Regions from separate parts of the Homo sapiens genome. Here region 1 is linked to region 2. A link is a loop called in an ENCODE intact Hi-C map of the cell type or tissue named here. Cell type or tissue: OCI-LY7. All regions are shown on one strand.

Evidence for each region. A loop is a pair of places that touch in the nucleus more often than their neighbours do. Peaks named below come from ENCODE experiments on the same cell type or tissue, not always from the same donor. Only the 100,000 strongest peaks of a DNase experiment are listed, where the experiment ranks them.
Region 1: it touches region 2 in a loop (5-fold over the local background); 10 of 110 quality-filtered maps call a loop at or near these places.

What each region holds. Positions count from the first base shown.
Region 1 is chr21:15,734,251-15,736,750 of GRCh38, forward strand. The region is part of intron 1 of USP25 (ubiquitin specific peptidase 25); the gene reads left to right. Among named protein-coding and RNA genes, the nearest start is that of USP25, 5.5 kb to the left of the region's middle. In OCI-LY7, a CTCF peak has its summit at 1,370; no DNase peak of the experiment used is centred here.
Region 2 is chr21:15,513,430-15,515,929 of GRCh38, forward strand. No RefSeq gene overlaps it. Among named protein-coding and RNA genes, the nearest start is that of USP25, 220 kb to the right of the region's middle. In OCI-LY7, no CTCF peak of the experiment used is centred here; a DNase peak (open chromatin) is centred at 952; H3K4me3 peaks cover 1,603 bases; H3K27ac peaks cover 1,980 bases.

The sequences.
Region 1 (2,500 bases), 220 kb after region 2:
AACAATGCAGACTGGATTCAGGGTAAATTTCTTACTTAAAATAACATGTATTTTCCAATTTAGGATTATCTAAGGTTATAAAACTATACCATGCAGCATTTGATAGTTAACATTACTTAAATCACTTTAAATGTTACTTAAAGGAGGCATTCTTTATTAGGAATCAGTTGATTATCTTATTATTAGTATAAGACTTGATTTGGGCAGAGAGGTTTCCAGCTGTTTATTCCTTTTCTTATTCTTTCCTTTTCACACCTACTTTTGACTTGTAGACTCACATTGTATCCAGTCTTTTAAATGAATTCACATCATTTCTAATAAATATTCTGTTGATTTTCTTCAATATTATATGTATACAGTCCATATCCTTTACAAATACTTAATATTCTGACCTCTTTCTTGTCATTATTTTTACCACTTATTACTTTAAGATGACAGAATGCTACTACAATTTATGTTAGTTTCTATTATATATTGTTTCCTTATAATATGGAAATTTTCTTACATTCCTAAGTTTTATAAATGTTTCAAAACTAGATTTAGATGTTGACTGTCATGTCTTTTTCTTTGCAGTGAATGATATTTTATGTCAGTAACATAAGAACCATTTGTACATACGATATATGAATATTTACTATATAATCCGTGTAAGGCGCTGTGCTGAGCCTTCTTACAAACTTTTTTCATTTAATCTTTCCAACCACCTTATGAAGTGAGTGCTATTTTTCTCCTTTCTTATTGAAGCTGAAGAAACAGTATTGGAGAACTAAAGCAACATTTCATCTCTAGTATGTATTAAGGGTTGGATAAACTCAAAAGTCATGTGATACACAAGCCCCTGCTCTTAACCACAATGTTGTATCGTTTTGGCTGTCCTTGAATTCCTGATAAAACCCCATTTGGTCATGTTGCTTTACTATTTTAAATATGTTTCTATATTTAATATAATAAATTTAAACCTAGAATTTGGTATACAATTGGCCTTCTGTATCCACAGGTTCTGAATCCATAGATTCAACCAGCTGTGGATTGAAAATATTCTGGAAAAAAAAAGCATTGTTGCATCTGTACTGAACATGTACAGTCTCATTTTGGTCATTATTCCCTAACAATACAGTATAACAACTATTTATGTAGCATTTACATTGTGTTAGGTATTATAAGTAATCTAGAAATGATTTAAAGTATGCTGGAGGATGTGTGGATGTGTAAGTTACATGCAAGTATTATACCATTTTATATAAGGGACTTTGACATTCGCAGATTTTGGCCTCTGGGGGTCCTGGAACCAGTTCTCCTTGGATTCTTTAATGAGATTGCTTACAAGGTTTGGTGTGCCCATGAGGGCTATTAAGATAAGGTTAGCTCATAAAATGATTAGAAGGCTTTCTGTGTTTTCCTGTGCTTTTGGAATTGTTTAGTGTAGGATTATGTTGAGTCATTCAAAATTGGTGGTGTATGATCTTTTTTGATTTGAAAAATTAGATAGCGTTCAACTGAGGTACTTGTTACTTTGAAGATTTGGTGAACATGACTGTATCAGGGCTGAGCTGCTCATTTAGAGCAAATTTTAGGTAAAGTTTCCAAATTTTGCTTATTGTCTTTTAAATTTTCTATCTTTTCTAGGGTCAAATTTTAAATTTTTTTAGTTCTAGAAAATTCTAAATTTCATTTAGGTTTCTGTATTTATTGGTCTAAAGTTTTGTCCTAAATCTGTGTGTGTGTGTGTGTATGTGTGTGTGTGTGTGTGTGTATGTATGTACATATATATATATGTATGTAGACATGCCATTTTTTTTATCCCTGCTTGTTTTGTCGTCAGTAGTGTTTGCCAGATGCTGATCTTATTTCCTGCTTTTTTTTTTGAGACGGGGTTTTGCTCTCTCACCCAAGCTGGAGTGCAATGGTGCAATCTCAGCTCACTGCAACTTCTGCCTCCCAGGTTCAAGCAATTCTCCTGCCTCAGCCTTCTGAGTAGCTGGGACTACAGGTGTACACCACCACGCCCAGCTACTTTTTGTAATTTTACTAGAGAGAGGGTTTCATCGTGTTGGCCAGGCTGGTCTTAAACTCCTGACCCCGAGTGATCAGCCTGCCTTGGGCTCCCGAAGTACTGGGCAGTTTCTCTTTGTATTTCTAATGGATTCAATCCAAACTTGTGTTTTTGTCTTTTAGAATTTAACCATGCACATGTGGTGATAACTGATAAATTTAATCTTTTTATTGTCATCTGATTATCCATTTATTAGTCTTGTTTTCTCCATTCAGTTTTGATGGATAGACCAAATTTTCATTGTATCACCACCCCCACCCTTGTCTTTAACGTTTTCTTTTCAATTTTGGCTCTTTTAATTTTAAACAAATATATTTTTATAATATAAAATTTTGATAATATAAAACATTAATAGCTTTTTTCGGTAACATAAAAAATTAACTTTTTTCTCCACCCATTTGCCCCAAATTAGGTAAGACATTTTAGCATGTTTTTTCTTATGGTATT
Region 2 (2,500 bases):
ATTATTGCTCAGTTAGGATAGAGACCTTTCAGCAGGGTAATATGTTGTTGCATGAGCAGATTTTTTTAACAGTAAAAAAGAGTATTCACTGAGGTTTTATGAAGATTAATCGATACTCTGGATAGATATTAGATTAACAGTCTTCAGATCCATTAGAAAAAGATGGGCTCAGATAGTTTAATTTAATATTTTTCATTTTCCAAAGATTATTCATGTGAATATCCTTGATGAGTTCATTGTTGTCTTCAAGAAAAAGCCCGCGCTTCCTTTTAGAGCTATATAATCAAATGACCCATCAAATTAATTAATAGAATTTTAATCTAGTGCAGCTAGCATGCTAATTAACTTGTCAAGTATGTACACAAAGTCTCCATGAAAGTTATTTTTGAAAGTCTTTGCAAGTGTGTTATGTGTGATTGCAAGTGCATGCAGTACCTTTGAAGCAATACACAAGAACCTTGGAAGGAACAATAGCTGGTTCCACTGAAGGAGGAGAACTGGGCAGCTGAGAAGCAAGGGAAAAGGAAGACAGACATTTTAAATTATGTGTCTTTTGTATTTTGAGTTCTGTTCCATTAGCATATATTACTATTTTTAAAATTGTTTTAATTAAATATTTGCCCAAGATGCAACAAAAGAAAGAGAAAGGTAAGAGAGGGACAAGAAAAGGGTAAAAAAGGGGATGTGAGAGGGGAGGAAGAGAGAAGCAGGGAACGCTTAACATGCTGTTGTAACCCACTATTACAAAAATACCCTAATCTGAGATCCTCTTTCCTTCCTACTCTTCTCCCCATGAAAGTTCCACTCAAACTAATCTGAATCTAGTTCAAGTCCTCATCATCTCTCGCCTGGTTGACTGCCACAGACTTCTGTCTTCCCTGACTCTGATGTTATCTGAACCATCTGCAGAATAAAGATCTCTGCCTGCCCCGCCTCCATCATTCTCATTTCCTCCTACCTTACGCTTGAAACTCTAGCAACACTCAACTGCTTGTTTCTTTTTCAGCAGTGCATGTATTTCCTGTTCTTCATGCTATTGCTCCTGTGGTTATCACCACTTCAAACATGCTATGGCCTTCCTTTGCATTTATGACATTGTATTGTAATTATCTGTTTGTGTGAATATTTTCCTCCCTGGACTGCAATGGACTTTATTTACATTAGCAGGATCAGGGTCCACTCTTCTGTCAACACGTAAGGCTGCTCAACACGTATTGATCAACACTGGGAAAGACAGCGTCCTCCACCTAACTCTCTGAGATCTTATGAAAGGCATTTTAGCTGCTATTTCCCTATTTCATAAATGTAAACAGCACAATATACCAAAATAATTCATCTCTTGTGAGATTATCCACTAGTTAATGTTTCCATTCTATCTAGAACCCAAATGTGCTAGTATCCATATCATCACCGTTGACTTCCTCACATTTTTATTATGGAATTTGTCCAACCTACTCAAAAGTAGAGACAATAAGTAATGAGCCCCATGTGCCAATATCTTGACAGTTTCATTTCATGTATTCCCCAAACACCGATGTTTAAAGCAAGTCTCAATCACTGGAACGTTTTACCTGTAAACACTTAATTATACTTCTCTATCACAATAAGGATTTTTTAAACATAATGACCGTGACAGTGATTGATAGTCTATCTATGACATTATAATCTGTTTTAACATTTTAAATAATTATATTAGGAAGTCTAAATTCCAAAATCATTTTCAATCTGTTTAAATAATTGGGGCATCACTATACTTTTTGGACGTTTCTCTTCAGTAACTGGAAAGGGTTCGGCAAAGATTAACAATCTGCATTTTTGCAGATGGACAAGTACTGTGTGTTCAGGTCAGGCCTGAAGAGTATTAAAAGAACTCTGAGGAGGATGTTTCAAATATCCTGGCTATGCCACTCAAACTAATGCTATTAATCGGCTCCTACCTCTCCCTCAACTCTCATAGACACTAAATTCCTATCTATAACTTTTCAGCAAATATTATTCTCTTTACTTGAGTTATCAAAGATAGCCCCAGAGCAATGAAACTATTCAGTTCCAAAACCATCACATTTACTACGATTGTCACAACAATAATCCTTTCCTAAACGTATACATTGTTTTAAATGTCTCAGGACACTCAGAGTCAATGTTAGTTTAATTTAGTTACTTTAAAAAACGAAAGTTGAAGTCAATAAATCTCACCATGGGCAACCTGTTTCCTAGCTTGGGCTGCAGACACAACAATTTATCTCTTGGAGTTACCCGTAACTCTCTGGAGCTATATTTGTGACTGTCCTAGGAATATTAGCTAAAGCCCAACAAAGAGGTGAAAGTTCTGTTGCAGTCAAAGTGATACTTGTCCTTACAGAGAGTTAAAATAATATATCATAATAATAGAAATATAAAAAATATAGTAGGCATGTATATTTATATATGTGAAAGACTGAATACATATGAGTAGAAAATTAATGCCAATAATACTCAATGTACATTACTCCTCCTATCA